Linked DNA regions of Homo sapiens: region 2 is linked to region 1. Evidence: chromatin loops called from intact Hi-C (ENCODE). Cell type or tissue: sigmoid colon. All regions are shown on one strand. Links, peaks and the distances in the headings refer to the core of each region. The heading gives the core; the rest is flanking DNA.

Evidence for each region. Hi-C counts contacts between places; a loop is a spot of excess contacts. Peaks named below come from ENCODE experiments on the same cell type or tissue, not always from the same donor. Only the 100,000 strongest peaks of a DNase experiment are listed, where the experiment ranks them.
Region 2: a loop joins it to region 1, with 1.9 times the contacts of the local background. A loop is called at or near these places in 2 of 110 quality-filtered maps.

Annotation. Positions count from the first base shown.
Region 1 is chr10:88,253,629-88,259,016 of GRCh38, reverse strand. All of the region lies in intron 1 of LOC101929727 (a long non-coding RNA gene), which reads right to left. It also overlaps a transcript of RNLS not described here and the pseudogene VN1R55P. Among named protein-coding and RNA genes, the nearest start is that of RNLS, 330 kb to the left of the region's middle. In sigmoid colon, for the core only: no CTCF peak of the experiment used is centred there; DNase peaks (open chromatin) are centred at 2,606 and 4,777; H3K27ac peaks cover 382 bases.
Region 2 is chr10:88,342,728-88,348,115 of GRCh38, reverse strand. All of the region lies in intron 5 of RNLS (renalase, FAD dependent amine oxidase), which reads left to right. All of the region lies in intron 1 of LOC101929727 (a long non-coding RNA gene), which reads right to left. Among named protein-coding and RNA genes, the nearest start is that of RNLS, 240 kb to the left of the region's middle. RefSeq lists an enhancer at 1-591. In sigmoid colon, for the core only: no CTCF peak of the experiment used is centred there; no DNase peak of the experiment used is centred there.

The DNA.
Region 1 (5,388 bases), core at 172-5,171:
AAGTCTCCACACAAAGTGAATGTGAGGGAAATCCAGGGCATCCGGAATGCTCTTTAGCTTCAGGGATTTGAGCTCGCCAGTAACAGAGCATTAAAGACTGCACTTTGTTGCCCCACATTTTCACAATCACAGCAGCAGAGCACCCTAGGTCTCTGGTGAAGGAATGACCCTGTCTTTTCCAATACCCAGACATCAGAAGAGTGGATGTAGTTCCTAAAACTCCTAAGGTAAGAGTTCCTCTGCAGAAAATAATCAAACAGTTCCTACTATGACCTGATGGCAGCTTTTAGGCCTGGGGTTTATTCCCAACTACTGCCTTATCTCATCCTGTGGCTGCAACTTATTACTTTTCTCATTATTTCAGTTTCTCTGTTGGTAAAAGAGAAGAAGGAATGTTTGTTACCATCAAATAATGATTGCACTTTGCATGGAGATCTCCCAGTGATGGGAGCAGCCATGATTAGACAGTTTATATGCATTGTCTCACATATTTCCCACAACAGTCCTAGGGGGAAGGTAATATTAATCCTCTTTTTATAGTCTTGGAAAACTAAAGCTAAGAGAAATTAACTAATCTGCCCACATGTATCAGAGCAAGTGAGTTGTGGAGTTAGGGTTCAAAACGGACTCCAAAGACTTCTCTGTCCACAAGTCAAATTAGATTTTATTTAATAGGATCCAGAATACATAATTCTGAACATTTATCTTTAGTGCCCAAAGTCCTTGAGAAATATATGACTAAAAGAATCTCTTACAGGAATTTGCACCAATGTCACCGTCAGTCACAATATTTATAAAGTACCCTTTATGCCCTGTATAATTGCAGTAACATTTTGCCCTCTAACCCCCCTTTCAGCTTCTCAAAACTCTATCCTTATCTATTGCATTTTATTCTCCCAGAAATACTGTGATTTCTCAGAGACGAGGAAACTGGCACCCACAGAGGTCAAAGGACTTGCTAGTCAATTATAGAGTTTCCTGAACTTTATCCAGTAAAATTTCTTGTGGGGGAAAGGGTGTGTGTTTATGCACATGTCATTCAATTAATTTCAATGGATTTTTTTTTAAGTAAAGGAAAAAGCATTACAACAAACCACACAGTACAGATTTGCTTCTAATGTTAATGCGCTTCCCCTTTCTTCTTCCAATTCCACCCTCCCAAAGTCATTTATAGTCATGGATTGGTGTATAATGTTCCACTCCAGACTGTGAAAGTCCATGAATTGAAGATAATATCGTAGACTGAGTCCTGAAGTCCAAGGAGTTAGGAAGTGTGATTTTTTACTTTTAGCACAGGAATCCACCTGAGATTTTCTCACTGGCCCTAGAGTCTATTTCTCTTCCCCTGTTTACCCCATTACTGAATCTCCTTTCCTAGCTATAGGTCTCCCAGCCTGACCATTTAGAAACTAGGCTCTAGGGATTCATCGGCACTGACTGAGTTTGGTTTGTTCCCAGTTGTCATTCACTTAACATACTATCTGCTCATCTCAGTGCCTAAAACATTGTGAGCCAAACCCACTCTATCACCCTAGCCAGCTGCCCATCAACCTCCTCTGAGGGTATTTTGTGGTCTCTAAGGATGCCTTTATAAGAACTTTAAATTGGGAGTAAAGCCAATATAGTGTGCACGCTATATTGTCCTGATATGAATCTGGCAGAGTTCTCCCATTAATCCCTTCCTACCATTCTCCTGACATGGTAAGAGTCTCTCTTGGTCTCTGTCCTAAAATTGTTTTACAATCATTTAACTTACACTCACATCACATCAATTTTGACATCGTAATGTGATTTGCATTGATTTGAGGCTGCCATCAGGATGAGCTCATAACTATGTCAAAACCTCCGTTGAGTAAATAAAGAACTGATTTTGAACGTGGGGAATGATGGAGGATGGAAAAATCACAGAAAGAGACCAGAAACAATACAAGCTCAGTAGGGAAATTTTAGACATCAAACATTTTTTTTTTTTTGGCACAACACACCAAAGGTCACTAGTCTCCCACATCAAATACACAGACCATTTTTTTAAACAAATCCATTTTAGTCTGAGTCTTGAAACAAGCCTAAAATATGTGATCTTGCAAAGATTTTAGGATAATTTTAATTTTGTTGTTTTTAAAAAACGAAGGAGGAACTATTCGAGATGTCAGAGGAGTGAGGGAGGGTGAATGGCCCTTCAACCCATCCAGAATGGTTGACGTTTGAATAACTGATCATGAAGAGCAAAATTCCAGAATCATATTCATTTTCGGGACTAAGATGCCACCAGAGGGGCAAAGCAGGCTCCAAAATGTGGCTTTGTGCCTGTTTTTAAAAAGCAAGCAGCCTCTTTCGTACTCAATTAAGGCTAAGTGTAGCACCCTACACTCTGCCCAAGATACAGCCTCCATGTTTATCTTGGCAACAATTCAAATGGAGGTTTGTGAGGGAGGGTTTGGCCGAAGGTGGGCGGACCCCGCATGAAAAAGTTCCTTCGCCCATATCCTCCTGTCTGAAGAAGGCGGATGGAGACGGAAGGTTTTCAGGCCGAGTTCCCGCCGACCTTAACTGGAATAACTTGCTCTCTTTCACATCTGCAGCTGTGTCCTCCTCAGGGAGTTGTCCGACTAAATGTGATTTTAAACATCTGTCAGCTACATCAGAGCTCCAAATTTAGCACTCGGAACATTATGTGGATTTGTGATGCTCGCTGGAGAACACTGGAACCGTAAACCGAGCTCACATGAGACAGGCGGGTGGTACGCGGGTTGGTAATTTCATCTATGACACATTGAATTTGGCTGCACATTTATGAATGTTATGTAAAGGGAAAGAGTGACCATTTCCTTGCAAATAGCTTTCTGAGTTGCCACAAGATCAATATCGAGAAGGGAAAGCCTTTACACTAGGAACGCTTATTGTATTCCTATCCAATCATTTGCCTGGAATTTAAAAATATTCCCCACGGGCTGGTTTTGTCTGAATTCCCTGAAACTTATTCTCCTCCCTGAGCTGCCTTTCTACTCCAGCTACAACTGTGCTCCAGTGTACCCATCCTAGAGGAAGATGAGTTCTGCGTAATTCTTGATTCCTGTTTGCCACCTTTGAAGATGTCCAGGGGCATGTGAGAATCCTCACAGGGCTGCTTTCCCTCCACTGGGTTGGCATTTCTGAAGAGATGTGCTGCCCTAGGGGGAAACTGTGAGACCAGTCCTTCCACGCAAAAACTCTCTGCTGAAGCAAATCCCTGGATGATTGGCTAGGAATTCTTAGTACACATGAAGGTTTGTAACCAATTCTATCAATTCCCAAAATCATGGTGCCCTTGAAGACAGACATGGAGAGACATAGCCCTGCAATTCAGCCTTTGTTCCTGATAAATGATTTATCGTAATATCACAGCAGACGAAAACTTGTGCATTTGCTTTACTTAGGTTGATTGGGTTAGTACAAATGCTCACAGCCTCCAACGTCTAGTTGTTCATTAAGCCTTTTCCACAGATAGAGTTAGTTTACACACCCCATATCACCCCTCTACCCCTACTCCTCCTCCCTTGCTCCCAAGGCAGCCTGTGTGTGCCTCTACTCTGATGTTAATGTGTGGTGTTATTAGGGAATGTCTTCAAATGCCTCTGTGATCTCTAAGGAGGCAGACATGCTGTTTGATTTGTCCTGTATTCCCGGGATTAAGACAGGCCCATAGACTGTGGTCAACTAACATGTTAAAGATAGTGAATAAATGCATGAGTGACTGCCACTAGTTTGAAATGTTTAAGAATATACCAACTAGAAGCAATGAAAGGTGGTTCCAGGAGCACAGTTGATGGCAAGAGGAGAATTCTTACAAATGTATCATGAATAAACCACGGCTGGATCATGCAGACATGTTTGTATGCAGAGAACTGACTCAACACAGGTCTTCCTTGCTGTTGGAGAAAGGGTAGGCCCATCCGAGGTACCAAACACCAGGCAAGGACATCCATAAGCCAAGACACAAGGAAAACAGTACTGTCTATATGGGGTCACTTGACGGGGGTTAAGCAGGAAGAGGCTTGTGCCTCAAAATGTCTTATTTCTGGCATCTGAAATGAGAGTGTTTTATATTTATTCTCGGAAGGCATGATGTTTCTTCCCTCTATTCATCCCACTTCTGTGATGACACACTTACCTTGAGAGTCCACATAGGGAATAGTTAAGACCATAGACTGTAAAATCAGACAAGATCAGGGTTCAAATCCCAGTCCACAATTCATTAAGAGGTACTATCTTGAGAAGGTTACTGGATCTCTATGTTAGCTCGTTAGGTGATTGAAGGTATTAAATACCCGGTGTGTAAATATCTGATACATCACAAATGTTCCATGTCATTAATATTATTATTCTTATAATTAGTTTGGACTCTTGCTTGCAAGTGACAAAAATGAAACAAAGCTGGCTTAAGCAAAAAATACAGGTGTGTCTCACAGAAATCAAGAGCAGGAATATACCTGGGCCTCAGGGAAGTTCTGTCACCTCTGCCCTTCTCTGCACATCTGCTTCATTCTCCTCTCTCAGCTTCTTCTCTTGTTAGGTCCACAGCATTGTTGGAGAAAACCCACTTCTCCACTCCTAAGCTGACATGTTGCAGGTTCAGCTACCCAAAAAGAAACCAACACAAGTCCTTTTCCTGGCCTTAATTTCATAGTTTGGGGAGAAAGACTCTGACTCATCTTGCATCTAGTGCTACTCCTGTTTATTCAGTGTGGCAGGAGTTAGTCATAGGTAGAGGCAGGGTCACAGTTACACCATGGCCCTGGGGGCTCGCTTCATTGCCAGGAGGCAGGAAGAGAGGGAGGGCAGCTGGATATGCTGGGGAGAAATCAAGAAATGGACAGATGCTGCAAAAGCTGCCTTCAAACTACTATGAGAGTGAGAATGGGACATTAAAAAATGTGAAGATGTGCAAAATGTTCTTCTTTATGAAAAAGTCCCACATATTGCATATATATTATGATCATAACTAAACTCACTTTTAAAGGTAAGGATTTATAGAGGACACAAAGAAATTGTTTTTATGCTATGGTGGTGAATTTTTAATGCCCTTTGATTTAATAACAAAACTTTGTTTAATGTGGAAAGCTCCTACAAAGATTAATAACCCTTGAGCCTTTGCCACCTAACACCTTAGCAAGGATTAGTTGACAACTGGCTGAGGTCCACGCCCCAGGGGGACAAACCCAGGCCAGGAGGAGGGGAGGGAGGGGGGCAGGAAAATGCCAAGGGCTCTGGGGCCAAGCTTCTCGTTCTTCACAGTGTGTGGATACTAAGACCCTGTCTTCCTGGAAAGGCAGAAACCTGGCTTGGAATTCAGAAGACTCCATTTTCACAGAATCTCAGTAAATTCCAGGCCAGAGACAGGGCAGCTAC
Region 2 (5,388 bases), core at 96-5,095, 89 kb before region 1:
GCCAATGTAAAGACAGAGGGAAAACCAGCAAGGGTCACAGGTGGGAACTGGCGCAGTCTTTCAGACCTCCCCACTAACAAAGGTCAAGTAATAAGTGTGTAACAAACTATTCTGTAGTGAAAAAACTGCTGTATTAAATATAATAGCAACTTACTTTTGCTATTATAATTACAGTCCTTTTAATAGGATTATTCTTTCTTCTGGGGAGCATTTATAAAGATAAGATGCTAGTTTGAAAATGGGAGGAGAGAGAGCTAAATTACTCTGCCTAATTGAGGAGAAAATTTCAGATATCCTGAGGCAATGGGGGAGGGGAAGGAACAAAGAAAGGGCGAAAAGAAAACCAGGTGGTGGAAGTTCCAGCTTGACCAGAGGGATTAATATGTAGATTTTAAACTTGTTTGCTGTTTAGTTTACTTTGTGGCCCTCCCACAACTCTCTACAACCTCAGTATGGTTCTGGTGTGAGCAGTTGCTTTATATCCATCATTGCTTTTTTATTGGGGGGGGTTGGTGTTTAAATTAAGATAGCCCAGACACTTTTTGGAATATCTAGGATGAACTTAGATAGGAACGTTATGGTTTCTTTAGGTTGGTTCCTTTGCAGAAATTTAGTCTGCTGCCTAAATGGCAATATCGACATCTATTTGATAACCTTATTTTGAATTAAAACAGAGCTCTTCATACTCTGAATCTCAAATATAGAAAGCTCAGCTTGCTGTTTCCATAATACCTGCACCATGTCAATCTGTTCAGAGAGGGAACCTGGAAAAAGGCTGTCTGTGGGACTGAGCTGTTTTGAAGGATCTTGAAGTTAAGTCCTTACTGTGGTCTGAAGTGAAGCTGTCAACACTCTGGGTCGTAAGCCCAGGGCTCAAAATAATGTGAGCTGCTCTGCTTCCCAGATAAGTGCCTGGTTTTCATCATTCTGGAGGCATCTCAAAACCTTTGCAAGTTGAGAACAGTATCATAAAACTGCGTAAATCACAGACTGCTTGTGAGCCTCAGGTCCTGGGAAACAGTAAAGACTTGAGCTGGATAAGAATTTGACAAGTCTTCATTGTGGTCCATTTTTATCTGGGACCATGACAACATTATCCCAAAGAGATGGGATCATTCCTTTGCCTAGAGCTCCCTCAGAAAAGATTTCACCACTTTCCTCACTGTCAAGAATTCCTCTTCAGATCAGTCTAAATGTCTCATGGGCTAAAGAAGTAATACGCTCTGACTGCAGAGCCTGCTGCTTTCTCCAAAATTAGAAGCTTTCTCCATTAGTGGGAATACATGCCACAATCCATCACACATGTGACACATCTGTTGATACTTCTTATCTTGATCAAGATTGAAAATAAGAGACACTAACATCACGGCATAATAGGAATGTGTATTCAGTGCTTGATAAATATTTGCTGAGCCAGTAGTCCTTTTTGCAACTCTGAAATGCCCTTCCCTGCTCCTGAAATAACATTGAGAATTAATACTTCAGCACTGGTCACCCACTTAGCAAGCAAGGAAAAGTAATGGCTAGTCAGCAAATTGTTTATCTCTAAAACAGTCTAGATGTCTGTTACCACTACCCTTTAAATCACATAAAATGAATAAGCTCTTCGTTTAATTGCTGAATCTGAAAGCCACTGAAAAGCATATGTGAGTTCTTCGCAATTAGAATGATTAGAAGCCTCTTTTTGGATGTTCTGTACCATGCCTAGAACACTGGGAATACTTGACTATATAGTATTGTCAGTAAAACCTGAAAAGGAGAAACAAGTATTCTTAGCAACAGTTTTACTGTGGTCTCTGAGGAGTATACATCTGCTTTGAATGATGCCCCGTAACACAAACCGTGATTTCCAAGGTTACACTTCAAAGAATCCCACTGTTCTCTTTGTGAAGGATATTTCTTTTTAATAGTTTGTTAAAGAACAACTGTGCTCCAGCTGAGATATTTAACTTAGAAAATATATGATAAGCTCTGTAAATGTGCCATTTCTCTGCCACAGTTTAGCAATTATCTCTCTTTTTATATCAGAATGATATTAAAATGAAATGCTATCTTGCATTGGAATCTTGCCATAAATGATGAGTTCATATTAACCCAACTTGGTGAGTGATTAATTCTTTATTGTATAATTCATGATTTGGTTTTTATTATTATGAGTGGTAAAAAATAACCAGTATTATCTAATATACTGCAATGGACTTCTGAATCACACAGACCTATTTTCATACTGTAACTCAGCACTTAGAATTAGGTTGAAGCATATGATATTGCTGTCTTTATAGATTAAAAATGGTCCAATATCAGCATTTTCATGTGATTCAACCTAATAGCTCTGTGATCATGATTAATCTTCTTAATCTCTCTGAGCTTCACTTACTTACCTGAACTGTAACTATAATGGCTCCCAGAAATGTTATAAAGATTGAATGAGATAGTATATCCAAAACTTCTAATATCATGCCTGGCACATAGGTGCATAGTAAATGCCAACTTTATAATTGTTGTCACATACAAATTATTTTATGGTTTTGGTCCATTAGTTATATAAATTTTTATTTTGAGAGACAGAAGAGAGAATGACACACTAATAGTGCAGGTTTAGTTAAAAATCACCCTTTGTTAAAAATAATACTTATACTTACACATTAGGAAGGCTAAACAATATCTTATTACCTGAATAAGTTATTAAACTCAGAGAACATGAAGTTAGATGCAGTTCTTTTTATGGGATGTCAAATCATTTTTTGAATAAGAATTTTTCCAAAAAAAATTTACACTACAAATAGTCTGAGAAGACTAAGCACTGTGAAGTAAATCGTTAGCAAATCAAAGAGCTGAGACTAATTCAAGAGCAGGTTTCGAAGTCTGACTGCAGAATCTCACCACAGGAAATCACTTCATTGCGTTTCATAAATACTTTATATCAGTTAGCATTTTTAACTCTGTTCAGAATCACCAATCCATCTTTTTGCCCAGATGTGACATTATTGAGTAAATTGAGCCTAAAGAGTCCTTTGGTTTATTACCAGTAAATTTCTTGTTATTAAGTGAGCTGAGAAGGCTTTTATATGCCCTCTAAAATCGTATGTGGGCCCTGCTATTTTTAATTGTCATTGCCCCTACAGATTCCATATATGTGCTCATTTATATAATGAGAAGAATCCATATGTACTGTACAGGACATTGAATTCCCTGCATAATATGAATGAATATTAAGCACTGGAATCAGAAAAGAATCTCTTGAAATTCCATTAATATTTATAACTGATCTGTGGGACTAGGGGAATTCTTTAGTATAAAATATTCCAAATTCATGTTTGTAAAAAATGAAGCATCCTTGAATTTAAAATATAGTTTTCCTCACTAAAATAGATTTCTATTATAAATATAGCAAGTGAATTCTTGCTGTTGTTATATATCCTTACATTATTTAACAGAGTCAGGAAAGGCACTTTAGAACCTTGAGGTCAGTTGAACCTAATTCACTCTTTTTTATTAAAAATAAAATGCCTATTTGTTTACTGTATTCATAATAGTAGTTTCTCGGGAGTGGCTAACAATATCATAAAGATTATAGTCCCTCTGATTTAAGAGCTTTTGCCAAAATACCCAGATCCAATCGTTGTTTTTCCTGTCAAAATATAACAGGAAGAGTAACTCCATTTGTCTTATTAGGAAAGAAGATAAGAATGTCCACAGTAAACCAGTAGATTTCCTCCACAAAAGGAGCCAGGAATATTTTGACACTATCATAAATAAAAATTTCACCATCTGCTTAGTCTCAATTTTTCAAATTCAGCATTTTATAATGTCAAGGCAAAAACTTCTCTTTACTAAACCAAATGGATGACAGCAAAGCTTTAGGTCAAATCCCCCAGCCCTGAGATGTATTTTGCTCATTTGAGCAGCTACAAATCTAAAGCTGAACCCAATTATGCAACTGCAGTGATAAAGTGATATCCTTAGAGGCAAACCAGTATGCTGGCTCAAGGGGAAAACCTTGCCCAATTCAGGAAAATAGTCCAATCATAATACCACTTAACACAAAATTTCATAGAGGGCATAATGCTGAGTAGGCCAAAATAACAATGTATAATAAGGGGTGGCTGCATACTGCTGGTGAGTATTGGGAAAGTGGAGCATTTTAGTGGACTGTCATCATAGAAAACCAGGGCTTTTTTAGGCATTGTGGAAGGAGAACTCCAGTGAGAGCCTGGAAAACCAAATGTGAGTTAGGACAAATCCTCTGCTCCAGGGACGTTTCAATTAAAGGACTATTGAAACCCTTTCGTTTTTCCTTTTGGCAGTGCAAATAAAAGCTGCAACAGACTGAAAATCTCCTTGTGTCCCAGGATAAATAGATGTTTTCATGAAGCTTGGGAGGTGTCGGCCAAAGAAAATCTTCTCCCAAACAGATCCTGAAATATATGCAGTCTCACTAAATGTGGCCTTTTCTTTGAATGGACAGAATCTATGGAATTTTTAAAGGAACGAATACAAGGAAAATAGAGGAAAATTATCCCAGCCCTGGACAGAAAGTAGAATTCAGAATATATTTTTGAGAGTTGTTTTACTCCTTTTTTGTTGTTTTTGGAAAATATATATATATGTTAAGATCAAACTTACGTTCATCACTGGCTCTTGATTGCCTACTTTCATTATTCTGAACTTTTTCCTCCCCCATCTTTCCCATTTTTGAAAATGGAGCCACCAATCTCCTAGCTTTTTTGGGCAAAAATCCGAAATCATCCTTGATATTTTCCACTCCTGCACCACAATATGCAATCTGAAACCAAATCGTATTGATATTTTTTTCAAAAATAGACTTTGAATTCACTTCTCTTCATCGTCACTGTCACTGTCAAGACACTGTCTTATTTTAACTGGCTTTTCCATCCTTGCCCCTTTCCAGTTCATTCTTCAAATAACCAGAATGGTTTTCTTAGAGCACACATCTGTTCATGCCACTCACTTTCCTGTTCAAAGCCCTTTAATGCCTTCCCTTTGCACATGAGATTAAATCTCACATCCTTAACATGGCTGGCAAGGTCCTGAATGATCTAGTACAGGGGTCAGCAGATGTTTTATAAAGGCCAGATACTTTAGACTTTGCAAGCCATACAGTCTGTTGCAGCTACTCAAATCTACTGATGTAACCCAAGCAATAGACATATAAAAGAATGGGCGTGGCTGTGTTCTAATAAAACTTTATTTACAAACACAAGTGGCAGGCCAGATTTGGCCTGAAGCCCATAGTTTGCCAACCCCTGATCTCACTATCTCCTCACTCCTTAGCTCTCCAGTCACACCTCTCTTTCCTCCCATACTTTTTTCCACCTCGAGACCTTTGTCTATTCTGTTCTCTACCTAGACTGTCTCAGTTTAAAT